2 separate regions of the Homo sapiens genome follow, and region 1 is linked to region 2. Evidence: chromatin loops called from intact Hi-C (ENCODE). Cell type or tissue: thyroid gland. All regions are shown on one strand. Links, peaks and the distances in the headings refer to the core of each region. The heading gives the core; the rest is flanking DNA. Region 1 holds the start of MIR4486 (microRNA 4486). Region 2 has its middle 67 kb from the start of NAV2.

Evidence for each region. Peaks named below come from ENCODE experiments on the same cell type or tissue, not always from the same donor. Only the 100,000 strongest peaks of a DNase experiment are listed, where the experiment ranks them.
Region 1: it touches region 2 in a loop (2.3-fold over the local background); 10 of 110 quality-filtered maps call a loop at or near these places.

The regions. Positions count from the first base shown.
Region 1 is chr11:19,566,495-19,581,897 of GRCh38, forward strand. MIR4486 (microRNA 4486) reads left to right here and starts at 8,816; the gene lies at 8,816-8,878. It also overlaps a transcript of NAV2 not described here. In thyroid gland, for the core only: no CTCF peak of the experiment used is centred there; DNase peaks (open chromatin) are centred at 6,641, 7,357, 8,634 and 9,747; H3K27ac peaks cover 5,033 bases.
Region 2 is chr11:19,638,092-19,653,494 of GRCh38, forward strand. It overlaps a transcript of NAV2 not described here. Among named protein-coding and RNA genes, the nearest start is that of NAV2, 67 kb to the right of the region's middle. In thyroid gland, for the core only: no CTCF peak of the experiment used is centred there; a DNase peak (open chromatin) is centred at 9,060.

The DNA of each region.
Region 1 (15,403 bases), core at 2,426-10,425, 74 kb before region 2:
TCCATAAACTTGAGGAGTTTTGCAAACGCCATTTGGCTCAGTTACTGAGATTCTTTGTGTCATTTTGGCAGCCACCCCTGTGCCTGAGACAGGGAGCTCAGGCAGCTGGTTGGAGCTGCTTGTGGATTCAGATATTCCAGAACTGCCGGTTATGTAGGAAGTTCATGCTATAGAGAGGAAGATGAGTATGAGACAGAGAATCCATATTTATGAAACACCAGACATTATCCTGGGCACACTCCATCCTCACAGCCATGTTGTGAAGATACTTACATATGCTCTGTCCAGCATCCAGGGAAACTAAGGTCTAGAGGGGCATGATAACTGGCCCATGGTCACCAAGGATCTGAAAGACACACCCACAAAGGCCTAACTCAAATCCATGTATTTTCACCATTGCCTGTGAGAAAGAATCTTCCATATATTATGTTTATTTGTTTGCATTTATTTGTTTTATGAAAAAGGTCTACACTTTCTGCAGCTGTCACTTTTGCAGGCAATAAGGATACCTTTCTGGAACGAGAAATCTACATTAGACCAGAGACTGGATGATGGAGGGCTGTTTCTGTAATATTTATCCCTGCAAAGTAAATATTTCTGTCTCCACCATGTTCCAGAATTTCCCTGCTGACAGCTTCACAGATACTTCTTTTTCTCCTCTCTTGAACATCCAGCTATTGCCGGGGACAGGATGACCGGGTGCAACTGGTTCTTTTCACTTTTGACTGTGGACTTCTTGCAGCCAAAGAAAGAAAGGCTGGCCAGTGATCCACACTGGGTGAGGATTGGAGGCCAGGGCTGTGGAAGGGAAGTGTAGTTTGCATCCTAAGTGGTGATCCCAGGGGACAACCGACCCACTAGAGAGCAAAACTGAGGCTTTCCATGCAATGTTTTGGACCAATGTATATGGTTCCCTGAAGTCATCTTGCAGATTTATTTCTGTAATGTTCTCACATTTATTCCCTTCTCTCTTTTCCCATCAGCACTGTCCAGAGAGGTTGAGTGATTTGCCCCAGGTCACACAACTAGTAAGTGGCTGAACAGGGCATTAATTCTAGGCTTTCTGCCTCCCTGGTTTGTGAGCTTAACCATTGCACTGTAGCTCTAAGACTCTTGGTGAGCCAGGCCCCCCTTTGTCCCCAGCCTTGGCCCTCAGACATCTCACTATGGCCCTTTAACCTCCAGCCCTGGAGCTTAATTCAGTCCCTCTGATAGACCACATTCTTCCTTGTCTTTAGGTCTTTCCATAGGCTATTCTGCAATCTGGAACTCATTTCCTCACTTTACCCTCTCTTTCAAAAAGAAAATCCTCCAGGAACCTACTCACAGTCATGCTCAGGTTAAAGTTCCTCCTTCCGAGGGGTCTCCCATCACTGACCTTCTCCCCAGGCTGCATACACCCTGCCTCATGCCCAGTCAGGGGCTCTGTGTACCCTCGCATCCTAACACCGATCACACTATAGTGTAACTTCATATTTCATATTCTGTCTCCCCCTGGCTGTGCACTCTCTGAGGGCAGGTGCTTGTTCACAGCTGTGATCCTGCAGCTGATGCAGCGCCTGGCTCACAGTAGGTGCTCGGTAAATGTTGAATGGATGAAACATGAATGAGCAAGTCAGAGAACCAGTGCCTGTGCCCATTTGCCCCTGTTGTTCCCTTGGCCTGGCACATTCTTCTCTAGGCTTTGGCACAAGCCACAGCTCACATTCTTCCTTTGAGTATCACTCTGTGAAGCTTAGGAGGCCACCAGGGCTGTCTTTGGGGGCTCAGAGATCTCTAGGCTCAGGCAAGGATGCCCAGTAAAAATAGTTTTTGTAGAAATGAGCTCCAGTACTGAGACCCTGAGAGAGGCTCTAGACGTGAGAGACTTGGGCTGTGGAATCAATGTGAAGCCTGGGAGGATTCACACTCGAGGAAGGACATGGAGCAGGCAGAGTTAGAGGTGAGGGTGTGTCTGGAGCCCAGTTCTGGATTGTGATTGTGAGTTCTGGATGTCCAAGCTGTACAGATGGATCTTTACAGTGGCAAAAGCCAACTTGACCCAGAAGTCCAGAGCATAAGAGGCTCTCTCCTGGAGCACTGTTTGTGTCAGACCCTGCTAAGCACTTCACAGACTTGATCTCATTGACTTCTTATGAAAGCACCTCCCAGGTAGGTCTAGTCCCGGTTCTTTAGTCCCCCATTGAAGGAAGGGGAGCAAAGATGGTGAGCACTTGCCCAAGGTCTTAGTTACATAAGGCTGAGCCAGGTCTCAGAACCCAAGTCTGTGCTGCTAACGTCACCTCCCCATTCACGTTGGCCACACTCTGAGAATGCAAAGGTGAGGTCTCTCTAATTCTAATCTAAGTGGATCTGATTAGGAGTTATTGGGCCAAAGTCATTAACTTACATTTCAGATGTACTGCCCTGGGTCTCCTACGCATCTTCTATGTGACAGGCAGCATTGGAAGAAAGCAAGGCTCTATCTCACCCAGCATATGCTTTTCAGGTGCTGAGCACAGAATGCTTGGGCCCAGCACTTCAGAGAAGTCAAATGGATCCAGCTTCTGCATGGTCATGAAACTTATTATCCTGGGTGAGGGAATGGTAAATGATTTTTCTTCTTGTTCTGTACTTTTTAAATTTATAAAAATAAAGTGTTTATAGTCATGGAAAAAAGTTTTAAATAATAAAGAAATTAGCAAATACACCTGCAAGATGTCAAGGAGCTGTATCCCTCCCTGCCCTTGTTCATGCATTTCTCTTAGTCTGGAATGTCCTTCCCTTCCTTGTCAATGCATTAATGTCTTACTCATTTTGCAGGGCTCAGCTCAAATGCAGCCTCTTCTTGATCCCATCTCAAGCTGGTTCCTTGTCTATTGTCTCTCTTTCTCACTGGAATGTAAACCCCATGAGGGCAAACGACCTTGTCTGTCTTTTCACTGTTTTATCCCAATATCTAAAAGAGTGTCTAGCATGTAAGAAAAACCCATAAAATTTTTTTAGTGAATAAATGAATATTCCCACATTTGATTCCTAATATCCATCTCGGTCTGTCCCATCCTGCCTTCTGCCTCAAACTATGGCAGCTGTTTCTCTCTCTCTCTCTATTCTCTGCTGGCCTACTTGAAAAACTTATTTCTGTGGCCCCCATAGCACAGAGCTTGGTACATAATAGACCTCAGTAAATGAACGTTTGCTGTCAACTTCAAGGCAAGGAATCAGGATGCAAAGGGCTACATCTCACCCCCTTCTCTGGGGAATGAGCTGCGTTGTCAGGAACTGATTACAATGTGATGCTCCCTGGGGAGGGAGAACTGCCCCTAACCACCCTGGATGGGGAGTTATGAGATGAAATGGCTCATGGAGGTTGTCCCACTGCCCCAGAGTTGCTGCTTTATAAGGAAGGAAAGTACAAAAGCACAACAAAGTCTACTAACGCTAAATTTTGAAAGGTAAAGATGACTTTCCCCTTGTATTCAACCAGGTGGCTGTCTCACCTGAGCCTTCCTCCCAGGCAGCAGAATTACTCCTTGTAGCTATCAGGGGGAACATCTGTATTTCTTCCATCCTTCCCTTCAAATTTTGGGGCCAGCATTTTGTTTGTGGAATCACTACCTATCACTACCTACATTATTGGAGATGAGGGGATAATGGGCAACAGGAGGCAGATCTGGAGAGGCTGAATGATAGGCATCTTGGGCTCCGGAGCTGAAGACACAGATTCAAACCCTGCCTCTGCTCTGCATGGCTGTGTGTCATTAGGCAGGTAACTTAAATGCCCTGACCCTTAGTCTCTAAGATGGGAATGGTGATGATGATGGAATTCACCCAGAGGATGTCAAGAAGATTAGATGTAAAACACTTAACACAAAACTTGTAGGATAAAACCTAGAGGTAAATTTTCATGACCTTGGATTTGGCAATGGATTGTTAGATACAACATCAAAACCATCAGCAACAGCAGGTAAAATGGATAAGTTGGACTTTATCAAAATTAAAAACTTTTCTACACCAAATGACAGCTTCAGACTTGGAGAAAATATTTGCAAATCATATATCTGGTAAGTCTAGTATTCAGAATATATCAAAAGCTCAATGTTAAAAAAGACCTGATTAAAATAAATAAACCAATTAAAAAGTGAGCAAAGGACTTGAATAGACATTTCTCCAAAGAAGATATACAAATAGCCCAGAAGCACATGGAAAGATGCTAACATCATTAGTCATTAGGGACAAACAAGTCAAAACCGCCATGAAATACCACTTCACACACGCTAGGATGGCTACAATTTTTAAAAAATTGAAAATAACAAGTGTTTCTGAGGACATGGGGAAATTAGAACCTTCCTATAGTGCTGGTGGGAATGTAAAATGGTGCAGCCACTGCAGAAAACAGTTGATGGTATTTCAAAAAGTTAAACATGGAATTACCATATGACCCAGGAATTTTACTTCTAGGCGTACACCAAAAAAGAATTGAGAACAAGTGTTTAAAAAATGTGGTCATGAATGTTCATAGCAGCAGTGTTCATTATAGCCAAAAAGTGGAAACAACCCAAATGTCTATCAACAGATTAATAGATAAACAAAGTATGGTATATCCATACAATGGAATATTATTCAGCAATAAAAAGAAGTGAAGTACTGACAAATGCCACAACATGGATGAACTCTGAAAACATTATGTTAAGTGAAAGAAGCCAGGCATAAGGTCATATATTATATGATTTCATTTCTATGAACTATCCAGAATAGGCAAATCCATGAGAGACAAAAGTAGGTTAGTTGTTGCCAGGGGCAAAGGAGAGGGCAGGAATGGCAACTGACTCCTTAATGGACACAGGCTTCCTTTTGGGATGATGAAAATGTCTTGGAACCACTTAGAAGTGAAGGCTACGCAGCATTATGAAAGTACTAAGTGTCACTGAATTGTACACTTTAGAAAACTTTTCGGCTAGGCACAGTGCCAGCCTGTAATCCCAGCACTTTGGAGGCCAAGGTGGGTGGATCACCTGATGTCAGGAGTTCAAGACCAGCCTGGCCACATAGTGAAACCCCATCTGTACTAAAAATATAAGAATTAGCCAGGAGTGTTGGCATGTGCCTGAAATCCCAGCTACTCGGGAGGCTGAGGCAGGAGAACTGCTTGAACCCAGGAGGTGGAGGTTGCAGTGAGCTGAGATTGCACCACTGCACTCCAGCCTGGGCAACAAGAGCGAGACTCCATCTCAAAAAAGAAAAAAAAAAAAGAAAAGTTTAATTTTATGTTATGTCGATTTTACTTTCATTAAAAAGAAACGTGTAGCTCAGAAAAGCAGTCAGTAAATGGTGCCTTTACTATTACTTATTATGACTATATCCCCTTCCCACTGGAAATCAGCTTTTCCCAAAGGCTGAATGATAAGATATGTTAGGAAGTCCCAAAATAGGAAGTGCAGAGATGGGAGGATGAAGAAGGAGAGGGGAGACTGTGGCAGGTTTGGTCTTTCCCAACCCTCTAAGCACTCACTGTGTTAGGGACATCCTGTGGATGAGTAGACTGGCAGGTAGAACCATCTGCCCCCTGCTACCTGGGGCAGGACCACAGGACAACACTGGCAGACACAGGGGTGCAGATGGGAAGATGCTCTTTTGGCCCAAGCCATGGACTTAGGTAGTATGGCCTGCTCCTCCCACTGCCTGGCAACACAGTCAGCTTGCCCAGGCTGCTGCCTTCCGGATGTCAGTTGAACACTCCTGACAATATGCTCCATGGCTTAGGTCAGGGTCCAGGGTCCGTGTCGCTGAACTCTAAGATCAGGGACTGGAAGAGGCCTTAAAGCCCTCCGTCCCTTCTTATTTGGCAGACGGGGAAACTGAGACTTGGGGATATGGCATCAGCTTGCCATATTCCTTGCTCAGCCACCCTTCTCTGCAATAGAGATTGGAATTTTGTCATCCCTTTGCTGTAGTACTCTATCTGCAACCTTTCGGCTTCAATATTTTATATCTTGACAAAAGGACTTGACCTGGGGCAAAAGATTAAACAGGAAGCTCTGGAGTGTTCATTTTGGGGAAACAGCATGGCTTTTGGGGAAGAGCAAGAAAGCTTGGACAGCCCAGGGCAACCCCGTCTTGTTAGTAATAATAATGACTTCCATGTTTTTAAGGTAGTTACATGGTGGTCAGCACATAGATGCCAGAACCAGTCTGTCTGAGTTTGAACTCCAACTCTCCCACTTATGAGCTGCATGACTTTGATTAAAAGGCTTAATCTCTCTATGCCTCATTTTCTTCATCTGTAAAATGGGAATCATAATGGTGTATATAAAAGCTTCCAGAATTTTGCCCAGCACATGGTAGGGACTTGATAAATGACAGGGATTATAATTCCTATTGCTGATATTAATTAGTATAATTACCTGGGGAAACCTATATGAATATGCTGAAGTTTGCCAAGGACCGCTTTCCAGAAACAACAAACCGCAGAACCAACAGGGTCAACAGCATGCCTTTTGAAAAACTGGCCACAAATTGCATTTTTACACAATCTAATTTTCTCATTAACCTCTTGTTTAGGAAATGCTTTGTCTTTGAAATCATGTGAGGACTCCGTCTTGGCTCGGCAGGCACTCCTCTGGCTTTCAGGCATGAGCTTGCTGTTTCCTTTGCCTAGAACATTCTTACCTCCCACCTCCACCCAGACATCTGTGTGGCTACCTTCATCACTTCCTGCACTTCTTTTCCCAGAAGTCATCTTCTCAGTGAGCCCATCCCTGGGCACCCTGTTCAGAATCTCAGCTACCCTGCCCCTACACTTCATACCTATCTTCTCAGCTTTGCCTTTTTCTTCTTGGCACCTTGTCTGACATACTATCATATTTGTTTTGTTGGTTACCCACTCCGAACTGGAAGGTCTTTGAAGTCAGGGATTTTGACCATTTTGTTAATGATGTTTTCTCCAGCGCTCAGCACACAGCCAAGCACATAGTATGGACTCAATGACTGTGGCATGCGTGAGTATATAGGTGGGAAGGAGGATTTCCTGGCGGGTTCTGATTTTAGAATTTACCTGGTACAGCTGAGCTTCACTGAGCTGCTACCCTGTGCCAGCCGCGGGCAGTGCCTGACATCTGCCATTTCACTTCATCTTCACAGAAGCCTTATGGATGGGAAAGCTAGGTCTTAGAGAGATTAAGAAACTTATCTGGTCACCAGCTTATAGGTAGGTGGTAGAGCCTGAGGACTGTGCTTTCTTCTCCTGGACAGAAAGTGCTGCCTGAGCCCTCCCCTGTACCCAGCCTGTCAGGGAGGCCTCCCTGGGTGGTTTCTGAGCTGGCTGCTTTGCAGGGCTAGAAGGCCCATCCCTCCTCACCTGCCTGTGTCTGTGGGAGGCTCTTGGCAAGGGTGCTGTGTCAGGCGGCCCAAGTGCTTTCAGCACTTGGGGGTGGCAGGCTAATTTACTGGCCTGCTGAGCAGCTGGTGGATGACTGGGGATTGTCTGAAGTCTGCCTAGAACCATGGCCTGGGGCAGGGCTCCTTCCAGCAACTTCCCTGGAGAGCTGGCTGCAAGGCAGGGCCAAACCAGCCATCATGATAGTGTGAAGGGCATTTTCTGTCAAAAGAGGATGTTGGACAAGAGTTGGAAAGACTTGAGTTCTGATCCTGGCTTTGCCACTAGCTAGTTGTATAAAACTGAGCAAGTTACTGAGCATTCCTGGTTCCCACTGCTTACAAAATGGGAGCAGTAATCATGCTTACCTCCCAAACTTGTTGGGAAAATATATGCAATGTGATTAGCCCAGGTGCAAAAATAAATGTTAGATATTTTATGTTTATTATGATTTATTATTAGCTACAGCCCCCCTCATCTGTAAAATGAGAGGTTTCATTCAGTAACCACAGGCCTGGCACTATTGAGCAGTAGGTGCTCAATAAATGTTAATTCCCTTCCTAGTCCCTTATTCTTCCTTTAGCATCAGATTCCTGGCCTGTGTTGTCCCTGGGGCTCCAACACTCCTGGCCCTGGCCTATAGGTTTTCCGTGGGCTCATGGGTAATGAGCCATCTTCCCAGGGCAGTGGGGCTAAGTGCTTTGGTGGACATTTTGGAGCCATTGTATTAGAAACCCCCTCTTTTTCCTTCTTTACTTCCTTCCTTCCATCCCGTTTATTTTTGTTGATCACCTATTAAGTGCCAAACATAGTGAATACAGCTGTGAGCAAGACAAGGTTCCTGCTACCGTGGAGCATAGGTCCAGTTAGAATTAGGTAGAGAGAAAGGAAATGAACAACCATGCAAGAAAATAAACTCTTTGAAAAGTAGAAAATAGAATGGTGGAACAGAAAGTGATGAGTGTGGGGAGAATAGCAAAGCCACCTTAGATGGGGAGTCAGGGAAGACATCACAAAGGAAACAACATTTGAAGCAGGACTTGAAAGATCAGAACAGGCCAACCATACTCAATTGGGCGAAGGGGTTTCCTGCCGAGGAAATAGCACAGGTGAAGGCCCTGAGGAGGGATGGAGTTTAGCTGGTGCCCCTATACTTCCTAATGGGAAGTGCCCAGTAAAGACACAGCTTTGCACTTCCAGCCCAGGCAAAGCAATCAGCCTGCATCTTCAAGGGTTGGCTGCACTTAAGATCCGGGGTGCTGCCAGGATGTTCTTTTTGCAGTTAATTTGCTGCAACTGGCAGAGGTTAATCATGTCCACATTCCTCAAGGCCCCTGCCAAAGCTGGCCCTTCTCACAGATGCTGGTTTAAATTAGAGGGGTTCTTAGCAGCAGACTAGATTTAGCAGTGATTAACCCCAAACTGGTCCTATTGCCTTGCCCTCCTGATGGGCAGGTGGAAGCATGCTGGGCGAGGCTGGCATCTAGCACAGGCGGTAGATGCTTGCTCTTGCCATTGCAATGAGAAAGGAGCCCATCAGCTCTCCTTCTAAGCCTGGGCTCCTACAGCAGCCAGAATGCCAGTCAGACCCATCCACGGTGCTCCACGCCTGGCCCTAGCCTTGCTCTTGCCTCTTCCTTGCTGTGCACATTCCTGCTCCACTCCACACCTTTGCCTGCCTTGTCTCTGTACCCGCAGGAGAAGCTCTACTCATTTTTCCAGACTGTGCTCAGATTCTACCCCCCTATGCAAGTACCTCCTCAGACACCCCTGGGGAAATTCACCTTTTCTTCCCCATTCTTCTAGTTTCTCTTTGCACATAAGCCCTTTAAGGCATTGGTCATCATCTATATTGTGTTGGGGAGACTGAGTTCCAACTAAAGTGGGAGCTCCCGATGGCCAGGGATCCATGTCGTTCATCTCTGCAGCTACAGGACCTAGCATGAGCTTTGGCATCTCATTCATTCAGCAAATGTGTATTGAAGGTCACTGTACCAGGCACTATGAGAGGTAAGGGAATCACAGCTGTGGACAAGGTGTGTTCCCTAGTTTTAAGTTGTAGCCCATTGTAACACAGAGGGCTGAGCAGATTACGGTGTGGACTCTAATAGATGCCCAGTTGAGCCTGGGTGGTTCAGGATGGCTTTTTTAAGTCATACAGAGTGAGGAATCTGAGGCTCAAAGGAGTGAAATAACTGGCCCAAGATCTCACATCTAGTGTATGGCAGAAAAAGTGCTCAAATCCAGGCCTAAGTGCCCTTTGCACACAGCCATTTGTGGAATGGGTCCTCCTCTGTCTACACTCTCCATTCCAAGCTAGCATACTCCTTTCTGATCCTCAGCCACAAAATAAACAGGTAAGGGATCAGACCCACTTGGCCAGAGACTGGGCAGCCTTGCCGCATTCTGATGCAAAAACCTGTTTTCAAGCTACTTCAAACTTTTGATGGTTCTTGAAGTCATAGAGAGGCTTTCAGCTGAATCCAAGGCAAGCGAACAGATTTCCCATCTGCAGGGTATTTTGAAACCACTCGCTTCTTACTCATGTTTCATTTGTTTGTTTTTCTATTACAAAAATAATGCATACTAATTGTAGAGAATTTGGGGAGAAATACAAATCACCCATAATTCCACCACCCAGAAATAACCATTGTTACTATTTTGGTATATTGAGATAGTTATTTGGGGATATTACTTAGAAATTGCTATAATATATAATTGCTGTTTATTAATTTATGCAAATACATGAATATGATTAACTTGTATATATTTAGCTTGTTGTAAAACTTACACATTCCGGTGCCTGGAAATTTCAAAGATCTGCTGCTCCCAAAGAGAGCTCTTAAACCTAATTCTGTATGGTCCTTTTCACGTGAATAACATATATCTGTTTCCCTCCCTGTCTTCTCTACCAGTCTGTGGGCTTCAGAAGGGAACCCTGAGCCTTTCTCATCATTCCCTCTTCAGTACACAGTGCATAGCAGACACACAGCATTGGATGGAATGGATGTGTCTGTGGCCTGGGAAGGTGTCCTGGGGTCCTTCCATCTGGCTGTCTTAGGCTGAGTGGTGCTGGTTATATATTTCTAAGGACAGCTCCCCCTTCTCTACTCTAATTCCTTGTTCACTAAGGAATTAAAGTATCTTACAGCAGGAATTTGTCTTTTACTTCAAGGAATCCCTGGGTTCCAGGAAGTGCCTTGCACAATGAAAGCCCTCAATCCATGTTTGTAAAAGCCTGAATGACCGGAATAATGCCACTGTTTGGTAAATAGTGTGCATGGATTATCACCACAGCCCTATGACGTGGGTCTAAGCATATCTTTATTTATCACATGAGGAAACTGAGGCTCAGAGAAGTTAAGCAGCTTGTCCAACGTCCGTGTGTTGCTAACTGGCGAAAGCCAAATGTGTGGTCAGCCTCCATCAGCGTTCTATTTGCTTCCTTCATGGGGCTGCTTTTCAGATACCTGTCCTCAGATACCCACCTGGCGAAGGAACCTGTTGGCTCGTGCCCCTTCACTTTTCTAAGGCTGGGTGAAATACCACAAGGGTAGGGCCGCTGACAGGGAAGATCTGCCACGAGGGCGCAGCCATCTGTGTGAGCCACCTGGCCTCTGGGCCCTGACCCCGGCTCCTCCTGGGCCCCCTAGATGCTCAGTGTAGCCACTTCTCCCTCTGTGTCCTTCACCACCTATCTTTTTCACAGCTCTGTTTCCCCTCTTGTCAGCAGATCTCTCAACAAAATGTTTTCCATCACTGCTGCCTATTTTTAGCCCTTTTATCACAGTTATTTCCTTTGGTAAATAGCTTCCTGGCATGGGGTGAGCAGCCTAACTCGGGAGCCAGCAAGCACTGTGTGGATGGGGGTGTGGGTTGGGTGGGCATCTGGGGTGAGAGGGAAGAATTGAGGAGCCATGGACCAGGCCCCACTATTGGGGGCTGCTTTCTGTTCCAATGGTGGCAGCAGCAGCAGGAGCAAGATGCTCATTCATTCCATTTCAATTTGTTAAAACCATTCTTTGAGAAGGCAGCATGTGCACAGGCCTCGGAAGCAGACAATCAGCGACAGGCGCCCAAAATAGACTCAAAATCAGCAGCATTTTGTTTTGCTCAAGGCTTTTCATGCCTGCAAGGGGAGGAAAGAAAGGATCCAGAGCATTTTCTGCTTCCAAACACACATCTATTTTACAATAAGACAAATGACTCGTATTCCTCCTATTAAATCCAGCAGCGTCCCCTCCCCACCACCCCTTCTCTGAAGCCCTCGCCAGCATTTCCTTTTGTGGCTGTAAGAGAAGCAAATAGCAGTTCATGCATCTCCAGTGCAGAGTGCCTCTGCCTCCTCCGGCTCTGCCTGCGAGCTGGGCTTTTACAAGCTGAGATTTTCATAAATTAACGCTGCGCGTGCTGCTGTAGCTGCTGTAATGGCTTTCCAGAAGGTGCTGTGAGCCAGGCCCTGCTGGAGAGAAATGAGCCAGTGATTTGCTAGTAGAAGGCTCTTGGCCACAGTCAGAGGTTAAGCCAGGCAGTTGCAGATGTCCTGGGCTGCTCTCTGAGTGCAGCCTGATGTCATTGAGCCTCTAGAAGGGACATCGACTTGGGAGATTCACTGGTGACCAAGGAGGCCACACATGCAGGGGGTGAGTCCCAGTGGGAGAATGGGATGCCTGGACTCCAGTTCTGGCCCTGCTCTGTGGTGACATTGTGACATTGTCCAGCCACCATGCCCTGGAGGTCAGTTCCTCCTAGTATACACTCTGAGTACACTAATACCTCCCATTTGTAGTACTTACAAAATGGGAATTTAACACTTATTTGTGCAATATGTTGACCATCTAGGTCAGGGGTCTGCATATTTTGGCTTGTGTGCCAAATCTGGCCATAGCATTGATTATACATTATCTATGGTTGTTTTTTGCACTACAGGGCAGGGTTGAGCAGTTGTCATGCAGAGCGGATGACCCTAAAGCCTAAAATATCTACCCTCTGGCTCTCGACAGGAAAGGTTTGCTACCTTTGGTCTAAGTGGTGAGTCCCAGGAGAGCAGAAACCCCTCTGAGAGGTTTAGGGACATGTTCACACACCCAAGATTACTCAGCTAGTAAGTGGCCTAGATGTAAATGTGTGTGTGTGTAAGTTTCAACATCCAGGACTATCAGGGAAGTGATCAGTGCAATGTGTACAAGTAGAGCCAGAATTTGACAAAAAAAGAAATCTCTCCCAAGAATAAAAGCCATATGATGTGTACGTAGGTGGGTAAGCTCAGTGCCTGACTTAATGTTTCTGAGCAAGGAGTCTATTCAGGCAGACTGTCCACCACTTCTGAGCCGTGTGGCCTTGGGAAAGTTTTTAACCTCTCTAAGCCTCAGCTGTCTCAATTGTCAAATGGATATAATAAGACTTATTTTGCAGGACTATTATGAGAATTCAGCATGATAATTTAAGTAAATGCTTAACATGGTTCCTGGCAAATATTAAGGATTCTCTCCCAGGCCTGGTTCCCTTCATTGGTTCCCACTGCTAGTGACAAGCCCTTCCTTGGTCTTCGTCTATCTGCCCTTCATAACACAGCTCAAGCAGCTGGACAGAGACGGAGAAAGGGCCCTGACAGTCATGGGTGGCAGCTGATTATAGAGGTTGAAGTGTTTTAGAATCACTAGACCTAAGTTCAAATCTTGACCCTACTACTCACTGAATCAGATCATCTTGAATATGTTGATTTACCTTTCCAAGCCTTGCTTTCCTCCTCTGGAAGATAGGAAGGAAATAGACACTTCGTTGTAAGGCAATAAGAAAGAGTAAATGCAATGATATGTGTTAGGTATTTAGAGCAGAACCTGGAATTCAGTAAGTGTACATAGTAAGCACCCAATAAATGTTAGTTGTTATTCCCCTCCTACATGACCTGGTCTAGGTAGATTCTAGCTTTTCTGGAATTCTCATGGGAATGATTGGCTTTGAGCATCTCTAGGCCCCTCTTGGACACCACCTTGGAGACAAGAGGCTCTGAGAAGGCCTCTGTCCTGTCTCACTTAAGTGGAAAGTACTATAAAACCCAGAGGCCCAGCACGTTAAACCAGCCCAGCTATGATCCTGGCATGGGGACCAAACAGTCTTTGAAAATATGTGTTTTCCTAGATAAAACCTCCAATTGGACAATTGTATCTTTTGGCCTTATGCAGACTTTATGACTTTGAAAGCTGTTAAACGGAAAGCTCTATGAATGGGATATATTTATTTCTGTGGCACTCTGACTGGTGCTGTTGACCCAACCGGGGGGTGGGGCTTCCAGGGCTCGCTAATTTCTCTTTGCCAGGTGGCTGTTACTGTGCCTGTACCCTCGGAGAGCCACAGCCAGTTGTCACCGAAACCCAGATGAAGGGCTTCTGGCTGCCTAAAAGATTGTCCTGTAGCCAGATTGATTTCCCAGGAAAAGAACATGGTGCTTGGGAATTTCTCTGGGAAGTATCACATTTTTCTTTCTTTTTTTTTTAATTTATGAAGAAGACATTTATATTTTACAGTTATGGGGGCTGAGAAGTCCAAGATCAAGGGGCCCCATTTGGACTCTATGAAAAGTCCAAAGGTAGCTCAAGGCATTACATGGGGAGGGCCTGAGTGTGCTTGCTCAGGTCTCTCTTCCTCTTCTTGCAAAGCACCAGTCCCACTCCCATGATAACCCATTAATCCATGAATCTCTCAATACTGCCACATTGGGGGTTAAATTTCAACATGAGTTTTGCAGGGAATGAATATTCAAACCATAGCAGCTACCATTTATTGAGTGTTTATTGTGTACCAGGCACTATCTTAGGCAATTTGATTTATTTTCTTGTCAGTCAGCATTTCAGCTGTTTCCACTTTTTTGCTATTATGGGGAGTACCGCATAGACCTTCTTGAACATTGTCTTCATGGGCATGTGAACAAGATTTTCTCTTGGGAACACACTTAGGAGTAAAACTGCTGAGTAGAAGGTATGTGAATGTTCAACTTTACCAGCAATGCAAAATTATTTTTCAAAGTGACTGTAATAATTTATCCTCCCACAAGAATGTGTAAGCCTACTTATAGGATACTCATCCTATCCTACATTTGGTTCTTATTTTTCCTAAGCTGATGAATACAAAATAGCATTTTGGCTGGATGTGTATTTCTCTGATTACTAACAAGGTGGATAATCTCTTCTTATATTAATTGGCCACATGTGTCTCCTTTTCTGTGAGATGTCTGTTCATGTCTTTTACCCAGTTTCCCATTGAATTGTTTGCTTTATCTTGTCGATTTGTAGGAGTTCCTTATATTTTGTATACTAATCTGTAGGTTGTTATATAATTGCAAGTATCTTCTTCCTGCATGTGACTTGGTTTTTTTACTTTCTTTAAAGTATTCTTAGCATAAGTTCTTGGTTTTAATGGCGTTGACTTATCAATCTCCTCTTTAACGATTAGCACTCTTTGTATCTTGTTTAACAAATTTCTCTGAATCTCCTTTAATTTCTTTTGAAAGTTTAAATTTAAGGTTTTTTTTATTATTATACTTTAAGTTTTAGGGTACATGAGCACAACGTGCAGGTTTGTTACATATGTATACATGTGCCATGTTGGTGTGCTGCACCCGTTAACTCGTCATTTAACATTAGGTACATCTAATGCTATCCCTCCCCTCTCCCCCACCCCACAACAGGCCCCAGTGTGTGATGTTCCCCTTCCTGTGTCCATGTGTCTCATTGTTCAATTCCCACCTATGAGTGAGAACATGCGGTATTTGGTTTTTTGTCCTTGTGATAGTTTGCTGAGAATGATGGTTTCCAGCTTCATCCATGTCCCTACAAAGGACATGAACTCATCCTTTTTTATGGCTGCATAGTATTCCATGGTGTATATGTGCCACATTTTCTTAATCCAGTCTATCATCGTTGGACATTTGGGTTGGTTCCAAGTCTTTGCTATTGTGAATAGTGCTGCAATAAACATGGTGTGCATGTGTCTTTATAGCAGCATGTTTTATAATCCTTTGGGTATATACCCAGTAATGGGATGGCTGGG
Region 2 (15,403 bases), core at 4,976-12,975:
CCTCATTTGTAGAAACTTCTTACACAAATCTTTATGGTTTCAGCAGGAGCTACTAGATTTCTACATGATCCTACTTCCTGGGCCCACACGATTGATCCAGGAGTGAGCACCCGATAAAGACTGGGCCAATCATTCCCTTTGATACTGGGAAGTTTGCTACTGGGCATAAAAGAAGAAAATGAGTTTCACTCTCTGTGTCTGAACAGTAGTAAGTAAAACCCAGGGACCTTTATAACCATGCTTCCCACCACATGCACTACAAAAGCAACCTTTGTGCTTGAGAAAGCAGAACTTTCTGGAAGCAATAATGTGAAGGAGTAAGACATATGTGGTGGATTAAGACAGACCTGAGTTGCAAGCCTCATTTTGCCAGTTACTAACCATGTGATTTGGACTGACAATACTAACACTATCTAACAGTTGTTGAATTTTTATGATGTGCCAGGTACTGTTCCAAAGCTTTATATGCAAGGTCTTATATGCATTAACTCATTTTATTATCACAATGACAGCATAAAGTATTTTCTATTATCATCTTCATTATTTTACCCTTGAAGAAACTAAGGTCCTGCAAAGTTAGAAATGAGCCGAAATATACACAGGTGGTTGGGTGCATCTCTTGAGCTTTAATTTCTCTCAAGAAGCAGAGAGAATACACTTTGGGAGCCTGAGGCAGGCAGATCACGAGGTCAGGAGTTCGAGACCAGCCTGACCAACACGGTGAAACCCCGTGTCTACTAAAAATACAAAAGTTAGCCAGGCGTGGTGGCGCACACCTGTAATCCCAGCTACTCAGGAGGCTGAGGCAGGAGACTCGCTTGAACCTGGGAGGCAGAGGTTGCGGTGAGCTGAGATCGTGCCACTGCACTCCAGCTTGGGTGACAGAGCAAGACTCTGTTTCAAATAAATAATAATAAAAATAATAAAGAAATAGAATATTGGCTCTTGTGCAGAATAGAATTGACATAGCAGGCTTAAGACTGCTATCCTTAGAAAGTCCTGCTCACAAGATTGGCCCTTGACTAGCATCTAAGAACTAGGGTTTCTGGAGGGTTCTCATCATTCCCCAACAAAGATGGTTCACTATGCCTAAAATGTTTGCTCAAAGAATCTGGCTTATATTTGAGGACCCCCGACATAGTCCACTTCAGGTTTGTTGTTTGACATAGAAGATGAAACAGATTCACTACTTTGAGGAGGGTTTGGTAACCAGGCATGCTTATGAAATGGTTAGACCCTCTATGACTGCCCCTGTGTGGAAGGCACAGCCTGCATAGCCCCATGTGGGGGCCCCTGGAGCCCCCTCCACCACCATCACCATAACTATTTTTAAGTTCCCAATAGTTATACTTTAGATCTAGCACTGTATATAGAATGGCAAAATATTTTGAGATATTTTAGCAACAAAGGATGTATTTATTTCAAGAGGTTTTCCAGTTTTTAATAAGGTTGTGTGTGGGGAGGACACTTTCCATAGCTGTATTTTTAGGTTGATTCTCTGTGAAACCAACCACATAGGCCCACTGATGTGGAGGTAGAAAAAACAACCCCATTGCCGATAGGGCTGTGAGTGGTCATCTACTTTCTTCAACAGAAGGGGAAACAGAGGATCAGAGAAAAGCAACGTCCTGAGTGTCTCACTCACAGGCACCCCCTACAGAGTGAGGGATGGGGCCAGGGCTTGTGTGGAGCGTTCTCCCACCGCTACATGCTGCCTGGCCTTGTGATCAGGGAGATGGAGTGGGAAGTGGAGAAAATGTGGGGATACCCCCCTAGAAACTGGTAGCAGGGTGTAAACATTCAGTTCTATCTAAGGCCTGGTTGGCAGCCAAGGGGATGGCTCATTCAAATTCAGCATGGGTGAAGGGAAGATGGGAAGGAGACTAACCCGGCTTCTGCTCACTTGTTAAAGTCAGTTTGTGTATGTAAGTGAAGCAAGCTCTGTGACTACCAGTGAAGAACGAAGAAACCTACTAAGCAGATAATTGAATTCAAAAACAGCCATTTGGGCTTTAAAACATCTATATGTTTCAGGGCAAAGTGGGGCTCGAGGCTTAAGTTACCCAAATAACAAATTCCATTTCCTAACTTACCTGGAATGGCATTTTCCAAGCAGAGCTATTAATAATAGATATTCTGGGAAGAAAGGTTGTTTTGGCCAACAGATTTGGACGATATACTGGTCAACCAAGTTGATGGGTATCTTTACTGCAGGACTTCTCAGAGCCTGCTCATGTGTATCGTGAAACTCTGAGAGAAGATTTTACTGTGGTATGATATTTTAAATATATGTATGCACACAAATACATATAATATATAAAAATACATATAATATATACTACATATACATAAATACACATATGTAAATACATTATAATATATACTACTATATCTTATAGTATACAGGATTTTCCAGATTTACTCACTTGAAGATCTTTTTTTCCCCTTCCATATCTCAGGGGACCATTATTTCAGGGCTGACATTGGGAAAAACAGTTCTGTATGGTGTTACCCATCTTCTATGCCTGAGAGAACATTTTAGGAAAAGAGATGTGGTTCTAGGAGGAGAAGGATAAGGATAAAAGGATGGAGGTTAGCCAGTCCAGTGTTCTGGGCAGGTGGCTGGACTGTGAGCTAAGAGATGCAAATGTTTGTCTCAGGAGAGATGATAGCTGACTTCTTATCCTCTGGAGATTCTCCAAACCTGGACATGCTAAAATCTAAGACTTACAACAGGTATCACACTTGTGAAGGGACATTGTGGCACTGATGTCAAGCTAGGGATGGCCTGAGCAACTGCAGACACCAGGGATGTTTAACCTGGGGACCCAGGACACCATTAGCGCTATACTTCCCCAAAGTCCCCACCTAGGGAAAGGAGCTGGTTTTCCTCCTAACCTCTAGGGAGGAACACAACCAGGATCAGAGCATCAGTGTTTTGGAGAGGCAGAGTTCAGCACCACCCAAAAGAAAGCTTTCCAGAGACTGTTGCTGTCCATCGCACTCTGGGCAGACAGGCCCCTGTGGTAGCTGGCTCACCATCCCATGCCCACCTGGGAGGGGCAGAGGTAAGTTTAAACCCTGGATGAGGTATGATTTCAAAGACCTTTCCCAGCCCTAGGAATTTTGACTCTACATAGTTTGACTTTGTAATAATATTGACCAATGACAGCATTTTCTAATTCCCTTACCCTCTATATTCAATCTAGCAACAAGGCCATCATGTCTGCCTACGAAATAAGTCTTCAACCTATCCATATCCCTCCCCCTCCACTGCTACTCCCTTAGTCCAAGTGGCCATTACTTTATGCCTGGAATACTGCAGGAGACTCTTAGCTGGTCTTGCTGCCTCTATTCTTGCTATCTTTTAACCCATCCTCCTCAGCAGCCAATGAGTTGAAACCCTTGGAAGAAGGGCAAATTCCTCACTGTGACCTGCCAGGCCCCCCTGAACTGATCTGAGTCTGACTGTACAATCTCCTCTCTTTCCACTTCCATTTTTGCTTACTACACCATGGCTATGCAGACCCCCACAAACACAGTGAGCGCTCACCTTCCGGCGTTTGCACTGGCTGCTCCTTCTCTTTGAAACACAGTTCCCGCTGCTCTTCCTATGGTGACTCTTTCTCATCCTTCAGGCTTTGGCTCAAATGCCCCTGGCCCCGCCCAGGAAGCTTCTGTGCTTACCCTGTCCACATCAACACAGCCTCTATTGCTATGGCTTCTACCCACTCTCTTTCACAGCCCTTTGTCTATTTCCTTTCTGGCACTTATAACAATCTGAAATATAATTTTTATTTATTTATACTTTGATCCATCTCTGCCATCCCTCCCATTTCTACCTAAAATTCAAGCTTCCTAAGGGCAGAGACTTTATTTTGTTCACACTATATTCCTAATACCTAGAATAGTGATTGGCATATAGCAGGTACTGAATAGATATTGGTTGAATTAATTAATTAATGACGGGCTGCTCTGTTTGTTGCCGAGATGGAAAGTTGAAAGCCTTAGATGAAGACTCCTCTCTGGGGGATCCCACTGGACATCCCTATGCCGTATCTCTACTTTCCCACAGTGGCACTGTACCCATAATGATGACTTCCCCATCTGCACATACTCTTCAAGTCCCAGCCAGCCCCACCCAGGCACAAGCCAGGGAGGAGGCCATTGTTCAATAAGCTCCAGGGTGCTTCATCAGACCTGCACCAGAAGACAAAGCCATTTCCTAAGTGTGAGAATTGCTCAGTACAGTGTTAGGAAATCTTCCTCCCTGGAGAGCTTTTTAAATAGACTCTCATTTTTCTGGGGTTATTTTGAGCAAACTTCCATCTGGAGATGGAGAATGAGACAAACCAGGAACTTAGATGACCTCAGGAGTTCCTCCCTGATCCTGGCTGAAGGATTCTTGTCAGACCTGCAGTTCCACTGCTGGATTCTCTCTGTCTCCTAAATCATCCGCTTTGACTTCTTCCTCTCCACCTGGGCTCTCTGGATGTGCCAAGGCGCTGTACATGGAGTCAACAGCTTTGATTAAGCAGCTTTGATCTCTGTTGAGCATCTCGGAATAAGATCTTTGCTCTCAGCATCTGTGCCAATTCTCGAAATAGTTTAGCTCAGCCAAGCAGGAGGGGGGCTGGATTGCAAAGTGTATTATATGAGAAATTTAAAAAGAAAAGGCAGCTGCAAACAGTCAGGGGTGTGTGTGTGTGTTAATGTGGGCACCCATGGCTCCTGGGAAATGATTACCATGCTATCAGCATGCACCAACCCTGTATTCACAGTGGCTGCCTGCTGCGAGAAAGTGGGCAGCTTGCAGCAGTCAAACCCTTGCATCAGGTGGTAGTTCTGTTGGAGAAACAAAAACATCAAAGACCTTTGCTTCTATTGACTTGGCTTTTGCTTATTTTCACTAAGGTATTCTGAGATGTGTGCCAGCGTGTGTTCTGCATAGCTGCCATCTGGTGTGGGGTTGGGTGTATGCATACAGGGGGAATCACTATGGTTTTGAGGTGTTGATCCTATACACAATTATATATATACATGCCACAGGATGGATGTATTTGCTCTTCTTTTTTAAAATTTTTTTATTATACTTTAAGTTTTAGGGTACATGTGCACAACGTGCACGTTTGTTACATATGTATACATGTGCCATGTTGGTGTGCTGCACCCATTACTCGTCATTTAACATTAGACATATCTCCTAATGCTATCCCTCCCCCCTCCCCCCACCCCACGACAGGCCCCAGTGTGTGATGTTCCCCTTCCTGTGTCCATGTGTTCTCATTGTTCAATTCCCACCTATGAGTGAGAACATGCGGTGTTTGGTTTTTCGTCCTTGCGATAGTTTGCTGAGAATGATAGTTTCCAGCTTCATCCGTGTCCCCACAAAGGACATGAACTCATCCTTTTTTATGGCTGCATAGTATTCCATGGTGTATATGTGCCACATTTTCTTAATCCAGTCTATCATTGTTGGACATTAGGGTTGGTTCCAAGTCTTTGTAATTGTGAATAGTGCCACAATAAACATACGTGTGCATGTGTCTTTATAGCAGCACGTTTTATAATCCTTTGGATATATACCCAGTAATGGGATGGCTGGGTCAAGTGGTATTTCTAGTTCTAGATCCATGAGGAATCGCCACACTGACTTCCACAATGGTTGAACTAGTTTACAGTCCCACCAACAGTGTAAAAGTGTTCCTATTTCTCCACATCCTCTCCAGCACCTGTTGTTTCCTGACTTTTTAATGATCACCATTCTAACTGGTGTGAGATGGTATCTCATTGTGGTTTTGATTTGCATTTCTCTGGATGTATTTGCTCTTCTAAATATGTGTGTTATATTTGAGCACGTACATACCAGGAACCTGGCATTTAATCATCTCCATGTAGATAAATGCATAAGTATCTTGGGTTAGTAAGTAGGTACCCCTGTGCGTATGTGTCTGTGTATGTGATACCTCTGTGTGCGTGTGTGCATGTGCACACACACACACACAGCAGCCTTTCTGTGAGTTTTGTTGCCCTGGAGGGGGATGGGGTATGTACACAGCAGAAGCATGTATGGTTATATTTGCATGGAGGTGAATTCCAGAAAGAGATGCTGGGGAAAAGGTGTTTCATATCAGGACATTTTGAACTGTAAGTCATTATTTTCTCCACTTTGATGCCCAACCCCTGGGAAACTTGTCCTTGTGTATAGCCCCTCTGGATGTACAAGTAAAAGAAAAATGTCTCTATTTGGGACCATTTGTTCCTCCAGAGGAAGCATTTTTTTGGTATTGGCTGTTGCTGCGAGAAGCCTTTGTTCCTATGGTGGCCCCAGGCCGGTGGATATGAATTAATGCATCTCATATAACCCTCTGTGGTAGAGGCCTTTTGACTGAAGCTAAAGGAAGTGGGAGCCAGGAAGGCGGACTGTGGTCTAATATTGCTTGTGATCCAACCATTCCTGTGGGTTCCTTTGCTTTGAGGATCCCTCAGCCGTGGATCACAGGGCAGCTGCAGAAGACCAGGCTCTTGCTGAGACTGGGAGAGTAAAGCCCTGGAAAGAAGTAGTGGATTTTCTGGGGCCACTACAGGGCCTGAGACTGCAGGAAGAGATTCAGAACTGGTTGGGGTGTGGACCTCCGCTTGTTGGGCCTCAAGTAAAGGGGAAAGTAGGCAGCAGAGATGAGATCTGAAAATCAGGATAGATGGGCCAGCAGGCCAGGGCAGAAAAACCAGAGCACAAAGGTATGGACCAGTTTATGGCATTATCTGTAGCCCAGGTTGGGCTTTGACTGAATGTTGCATCTGGTATTTTACACCAGTTGCTTGGTTGTGGTTGCCTGGAGCATTGTATTGAAAATAATTCATAGGCCAATGAATTCTTATGGGAAAAGAAGGTGGACGTATTAGTTTTCTTTTTGCTGCTATAACAAATTATGAAAATTTTGTGGCTTAAAACAACGCAAGCCTATTCTCTTACAATTCTGGAGGTTGGAAGTCCAGTACGGGTTTCACCAGGCCGAAATCAAGGTGTCGAAAGGTCTGCATTCCTTCTGGAGGCTCTAAAGAGGAATTCATTTATTTGCCCTTTACAGATTCTAGAGGCTGGTCCTATTCCTCAGCTTGTGGCCCCTTCCTCCATCTTCGAGGCCAGCAAAGGCCAGTTTGAGCCTCCCTCATGCTGCATCACTCTGACACAGACTCTCCTGCCTCCTGCTTTCACTTCTAAGGACCACTGGGATTACACTGGGTGCACCTGGATAATCCAGGAGATTCTCCCTATCTCAGTATCCTTAAATTATTCACATGTGCAAAGTCCTTTTTACCATGTCAGATAACATTTTCACAGATTTATGGGATTCAGACGTGAACATCTTTGGGGGCCATAATTCCACCTACCACCATAGGGATAAATTAGTAATGTCTGCCCAGGACCTGGTATAGGTTTGGGGTGATAAGGATGCCAGATATTCACCATCCCTAGTCTGGCAACTAACAACATGTAGAGTTAGGAAAGGGATATCAACACGCTGAAAAGGGATGAGAAGAAATGGAAACTAAAACTTACTGAGCTTTTACTATAGGCCAGGCACTTGCTATATGATTCAAAAGCATGTCTCATTTATTAGGTTGGTGCAAAAGCAATTGCGTTTTTTGCCATTACTTTTAATGGTAATGGCAAAAACCATTACTGCAATTGCTTTTGCTCCAACCTAATAATTATCACCACAACGCTGGTTGGATGAGGTGGAAACTAGTATTTTACAGCTGAGTAAAACTGAAGCCCAGAGAGGTTAAGTGACTCTTCCAAAGTCACCCAGTGGTAAATGACAAAGCAGAAATTCAAAACCAAGTCTAACTCCAAAACTACACCATTGCTGCGGCCAAGAACCTGGGTAGCTTCTCTCATGCAATGTGATGTCATTAAAGGTAACATTGGCTGCCACGGGCAGTGATACCTCATTGGCTTGATGAAAATGCCTGGCACTGAGCTTTTCTTAGAACCTGCACCCACCTTGCAGATTATCCCCTGGCTTTGCAAATGGGGTTGAATGAGAGGCCAGGGCTGGGGGCTTCAGCCCCATCAGCAGAAATGCTAATGGCCTCTTGAGCAAATGCCAGAAAACCAGAAAATGCACACCCAGCATCTCTGATTATGACTTTATACCAACATGCTTCGTGTTCTAATTGCTCCTCCTTACCAACCTTGAGGGGCTGCAGAATGGAGCTCACTGAGAAAAAGAAAATGGAGGTGTGGGATGGGAGCTCTATTTCATTTAATACAAATATTCTTAACTGCACATCAGGCCTGTTTGAAATGGGGCAGAGAAAGTTTGGCAGGCAGGCTTCCTCATTCTTTTTGTCTTTTGTATAGGCAAGCTCTGGGCAGCCACACATGGCTCATGACCACATCTGAGCTGAGGGCGTGTGGTGATGTTTACCAGGTGCTGAAAACTACTGGAAGTCAGAGGGCAGGAGGAAGAATGGGTTCAGAAGAGTTACAGTACAGGATCTGGGGAGCTTCCCAGGGTGTGGGGATGTTGGGGTATATTTGAGGGTGAGGGTGCTGGCCAGAGGCAGGTAATCATACAACAATTTTCAAATAGCATCTATACTCCAGGCACTGAGCTAGATGCTTTAAATATAAAACCTTTCACCTTATCAACAACATTGTGAGGTAGGCATTATAGATCTCTCCAATTTATAGATATAGAACATGAGGCTCAGAGAAGTTAAGTAACTTGCACAAAATCACACAGCTTGAATGTGGCAGAGCCTAGACTTGAACTCAGATATGACTTATACTACAACCCATCTCTCTTCAGGCACTACAGGAGGACAGCCCCCTCCCATACTCCCTCTCCTAGGCCTCCAGATTTTCTGAAAGCTCTGCCACAGGCAGGTGGCAGGAGTATCAGAAAATGCCAGCTGTTCCTGCCACAAGCAGAGGTGGAGTAAGAGACGACACTTTTTCTCAGGGTCTCTGGCTTGAGCTGCTAGAACTTGCAATCCTGGTGCCTGTGGTCAAGATTGTCCAGATAGATTTCCCTTGGCGAGCTGCCCTCAGCACTTAGAAAACCACAGGCCTGAGAGGATGTGGCTGAGCGCACATGTGCCTACATACTTTGTCCACTGTTGCAGATCTCCCAGGCTGATGGGTTTCCAGAAGTCATAAAGATGCTGGCTCTGTTCATCAGTTGATGCCACCATGGAAGACTGTGGAGTAGTCCTCAGATCATACCTAGGGTTAAAGCTGCTCTTTGCTTCCCAAAATGTCCCGGCTTTTCTGATCCTCCCAAGCCTGGAAATTCATAAGTCCACTTGCAACACAAAATGAGCATCTGCTGGATGGTCAGTATCTGCCCACCTCCCTCCAGCACCAACATCATCCCTCATCCTCATTATAACTCTGTGAAGCAGATGCATGACCCCCTTCTAGAGATGAGGAAACCGAGGCTTGGGAAGGCTCCAGGACATGTCAAGCTTCTGCAGCAAGCAGATGGGAGTAGCAGCACTTGCATCTGGATCTTCCAGCTCTTGAACCTGGACTTGGACACCCATACCTTGCTGTGTCTGTAGCCAGTCACCTTTAGGTTGTGAGCCCTGGCCAAGGATGGATGTGGAGTAGAGGGAGAAAGTCAAGGCTTCTGACCCACACTTTTGTTTGGTGGAAGCAGGAGAGAATAGGTGGGCTCTGGGCAAGAGGGCAGAGGTTCTGGCTCTTTCTCCTAACTGTGTCTGCTTCAGAGGTTTAAAAGTTAGCGGTCATTGAGCTCCTATTGTATGCCAGGTATAATGTTAGAACTTTTACATTAATCCTCCCAACTGTTGTGAGTCAGACAACATTAGTCTTATTTTACAAAAAAATGACAACACTGAGGCTTAGACATTGTAGTAGCTTCCCTACATTGATGTGGGACAGGCTTCTCTGTAGGGGAGGGTGGCTTGATATGCTGTGGTATGCTGGAGTCAGCTTATACTCGCACAAGAGCCAGCTGTTAATTTTTCAGGAATTTTGTGAGCTACTTGTGAAAAGCAGTTATTATTAAAAATTAAATTTTATAATCTAACAATTAAAACAGTATATTAAAAACGAAGGTAATAAATACTCAAAACTCATCATTTCTTTCCTACTGTCTATGCTCTTGAAGTTATTTTAGGTCTATTGTTTCTAGATGGTGGAAACACTATATAAAATACTATGTAATGATTTACTATACACATCTCTTCCCCTGCCACATTCAGTGGTGCCATGGCAGTAACTTGACATCAGCCATGATGGGAATATTTACACCACAGCAATTGCAAACATGCCAAATGAGAGTTGGTTTTATTTTTCCTAGAGAGCCAGCTGGTAAACATTTTCCCGCACATCACTGCCTGATAGGCCTCAAGCATATCATGTTTCAGAATGGGGCCCAGTAGCTAAGAGGAAGTGCCCAAGGGTCATGAGTCTCAGAAGCCCAGTCCACACTGGGATGGCTCTTATGTTTGTTGGGTGCTGGCCTTGGTTCCACCGTTGCTGCTGATCTGCCAAGTGAAAACAGCCCTGGAGAGTGGTTGGTGATGGGGCCCCCTGAGAGATCACAGGCGTGGACTTTTTCTACTCTGCTATGGTTAGCCTTCAGGATAACAAGGTAATGTCAAACATATATCTGTCCTTTGAAAATTATACCCTGGCAGTAACACAATTAAATACTTGTACAGTTATTATTAGCTAGGTGTAGAGGAATCAGATAATACAGATAAGCCAAAAAGAAATAAAAATTGTCCAAATTTCTGCCACCTAGAAACAATTAATGTTAATATTTTGATGTATTTCCTACCTGATATCTTACTATGCTAATTATGGACATTTTTAGTAGATTTTATTACACTTGATGTTTTGTAATTGGGTTTTCTTCACTCAACATTATAAGCATCTTTCTGTGTTATTTTTTATCCATAGAAATTTGTTTTCGTGGCTCTATAGTATTCTATCATGTGTACTTACAGCTCCAGTTTTGGGGCATTTAGGCTAATCGTAGTGTTTCTATAGCATAAACTGTGCTATGAGGAACATTCATATCACTAAATCCTTGTGATTCTCCTCAGGATAAATTCTCTAGAGTAAGACTGCTATGTCAAGGGATATAGAACAGTGCAATATTTGCATCTGGTTAGTGGGCTAACATTCCCACCATTCCACCACTTAATTTGAGCTACAAGAGCTCTAGGGGACTTTCATAATAAGATTATTACTCCTGTGTTTCAAATGACCTCGAGAGAATATATTATAAAGAACACTGTCCTGGTCCACTCAGCCTTCTGTCACAGAATACCTAGACTGAATGGCATATAAACAACAAACATTTGTTTCTCACAGTTCTGGAGGCTGGAAGGTCAAGATCAAGATGTGGCAGATTTGGTGTTTTGTGAAAGCCTGCTTCCTGGTTCACAGATGGCTGTCTTGTCATTGTATTCTCACAGCGAGAGTGGAGGGGTCTCTCTGGGGCCTCTTTTATAAGTGCACTGATCCCACTCACAAGGGCTCTGCCTTCATGACCTAATCACCTCCCAAAGACCCCAGCTCCAGATCCCATAACATTAGAGATTAGTTTTCAACATATGAATTTGGGGGAATATAATATTCAGTCTATCATAAACACATAACCAAATAATAAGAAAACAATCAATGCAATTAAAAATTGAACAGAATATTTGAACAGGCACAAAAGACATATGAATGGTAAATAAGCACATGAAAAGACCCTCAGTATCATTGATAGCCAGGGAAACGCAAAGAAAACGATAGTGAGATACTTCCACACTCCCATTTGAATGCCAAAACACAAAAGTGTGACAAATAGCAAGTATTGGCAACGACATGAAGCAACTGAAACTTTTTCTGTCGCTGGCAGGAATGTAAAGTGATTCCACCACTTTGGAAAATGGCAGTTCTTATACAGTTAAGCATATACTTACCATATGTTATGGGTTGACTTGTCTTCCCCAAAAAAGATATATTGAAGTCCTAACCTCTGGCACCTGTGAATGTGACCTTATTTGGATACAAGGTCTTTTCAGATATAATCAAGTTAAGATGAGATCATGAAGTTGGGCCGTAATCCAATATGACTGGCACCCTTATAAGAGAAAAATTTGGAGACAGACAGCTGCAGAGGAGAATGCCATGTGAAGACATAGACACAGAGGGAAGGTGGCCCTGTGGAGACAGAGGCAGGTATGGGAGTTAGGCTGCCACAAGCCAAGGGCTGGAACTAGGGCTGTCAGAAGCTGGAAGAGACAAGGAAGAAACCTCCCTAAGAGGCTTCAGAGAGAGCGTGGCCCTGCTAACACCTTGATTTTGGACTTATAGCCCCTAGAACTGTAAGACAATAAATTCCTGTTGTTTTAAGCCTCCTGGTTGTGGTACTTTGTTATGGCAGCCCAAGAAAACTAAAACACCACCCACTGTATGACCCAGAACTTCCATGCCTGGGTATTTAACCCAGAGAAATGAAAGCATAGGGCTACACAAAAAACTTGTTTATGTAGGATCATAGCAGCTTTATTCACAGTAGCCCCAAACTGGAAACAAGCCAAATATCCAACGACAAGTAAATGGATATGCAAATTGTGGTGTATTCACACAGTGGAATACTACCCGGCAATTAAAAGGAATGAACTTCTGACACGTGCACAACATGAATGAATCTCAAAAACATGCTGAGAGATAGAGGCCAAACAAAAAAGACTATATACAGAATAATTCCATCTGTATGAAATTCCATAAAAGGCAAACTTAATCTTTAATGACGGAAAACAGAAAGTAGAGCTTTTGGGGTGATAGAAATGTATATATCTGAGTGCGCTGGTGGTTACAGAAGTATCTCATTTATAAAAACTCATTGAATTGAACACATAAAATGAGTGTTTTATTCTATGTAAACTATTTCTTAATTAAGTTAGCCTAAACATGGAGAGCTATTTGCCTGCCCTTAGTCACACAGCTCTGATGGCCAAGCCAGAACCTGAATCCCATCATCTGAGTCTCCGTTCAAGGTAGCTCTTGGGAGAAGAAAAAAAACACCCCACTAGGTCTGTAAAAAGCCATTAGGTTTGTAGAGACCCTCTTGACACACTTCAAGAGCCTTTTCCTGGAAAGCATTCTTCACAGCTAATCTCCAGGGAGAACGTCTTTTCTCAAGGGTTCTATAAGAGCAGAGAGATTAAATAAGAGCCTAACTCAAGCATTTTCAACCTGCTAGGCCCCAAGGTGGAGAAGAGAGGCCTGGGTACACTTCCCTTGGGACAGAGGCATGGAGAATTTCAGAACCTGTGATGCACATGAAACATATAATGTGCCATGTCTGTAAGACGTGCTTGTTGGAATGTCCTTCACTGCACACCCCACCGGGCCACATGGCTGCAGAGGTGCCCACATCAGTGAGTGGTCAGACCATGCCTTGGGTTGGCAGTGTTACCTAGAGGTCAAGATTCCCCTGTCAGCATGGGCTTGCTGAACCTCAGTTTCCTCATCTTTAAAGGAAGCACATGACACCCACTTTGAAATTTCATTGTGAGAAGTAAGTGGGATGATGTATGTGAAGCACTTAGCACCATGTGGCATGAGGTAAAAGCTCAATGCATGGAAACTTGTTTTATAATTTGAATTATTACCAATCCTGACTCATTTAAGAGCCTGAGGAGGATCTGAGTGAAAAACTGAGGCTGAATAGACCAGCTTAGCCATCCACCTTAGCCCTCATAGCAAAGACAGGGCAGATGGCAGCCTTGACAGATGGCATCTGTTTCTAAAAACCATTTCTGGCAGGATGAGTCATAAAGCATAATAGGATATGCTTTTTCTTTAAACCTTGAAGGATGAGTATTTAGATACACCAGAACTTTGAGGACGTTGAGTGACAGCGTAAGAAAGCTGTACTGCATGCTGTGGGTAATGGTGGACCATAGAACATCCTGGAGCAAGGAGTGACCTTATTTCATAATAACTCGGATGCACAGTGATTAATCCAAGATATTAACCAATTAAATGAAGCCTATTAGAAAAAAATGCCACTTGTCCCCCTACAATCCCAGCTAACAGAAGCCTTCATTCAGAATCTACCCAGGGTCAGGGGCTTTGAGGAGTGCTTGGAGGAATCTTGGTTTATTACAAGTGTCCTCGGGACCATCCTCATTCCAGGGCTGCTCCGGTCTGAAGCCAGCAGAGCTGACATGCAGGGTGGGTTCTTGTGGGGTCCTGGGTCAAGGCAGCCTCCATCCCAGCCCCTCTGCAGAGGTGCTGAGGATGTGGGCCAAGGGTCAGCTGTGAGGGCTGCACAGTTGGATATTTCTCTGAATAAACTGTGATATGCAGTGAGGAATCAAGGCTTCCCCCAGACCCTAGCATCCTTGATTGTCTAAGCTTAGGTTTTTGGACAAAGAACTATTGGTTTTCCCCTCTTTTCTTCCCCCCACTCCACGCCCACCACTGCCCTTTTCTCCCTTAGCTTCCCAAGTAACACATGCATAAAGCAATCACTAGCACAGAAGGATGCGTGGTAAAAAGCACAAGTGTCGCTTTATCCTCCATGGCTGCCCTGAGTCTGCTTCCCCACTGCCCAGAGGCTGTCACCAGTTTGGTGTGCAGCTTATGCATTTACCTGAAGTTATGTCCACAAATGACTACCAAGCTTTTTTAGCATAAATGGAACCATCCCATACATAGCATTCTCCACCTTGCTTTTACACTTGGCAGCTTTCCATGGCAGCACATAAATTTGCTTCTTTCTCTTTAATGGATGCAAAGCATTTCATAGTTTGCATGGACTACAATTTATTTAACCAGTTTCCTGTTGATGGGTGTTAAGGTTATCTCCACTTTTTCTGAGGCCACAAAGCATTGGTTTTTATTTGCCAAAGCTCTAGGGAAGGCAGAGATTGTCCAGCCACAGACCCCAACTATGAACAGTGCAGCTTCTCGGTAGCCATCCTTTCTCCATTCCCTTCTTGAGGCTCCCCATTCAGCTCAGCCTCTCCTGCTGTTGGCCTTAATAGCATGTGACACTTGGCACAAGAGCCACTGAGCAACAGAGGAGCTTCGTTCTATCTCTGATGTGGCTGTGTTTCTTTAAGTGCTCTTGTTAATGTTTCATGATGGATGGCGGTGAAACATGGGAAATGTACCAGCCTGAGTTCTTAAAGTATCTGCTCACACTAACTTAATGTATTCATTTATTCAGCGTGACAGTGAAAGTAAAAAAGTACTGTGAATGCATAGGCAAGCTTCAGAGGGAGAGTAAGGAGGACAAGAGGAAGAGAACTAACATTTATTAAACCTCTTCTAAGCGCCAGGCATTTTACATTTGTGAGCTCACGAATATTCCTCACTGTACCCAGAGAGTTGCTAATACTATTCCCA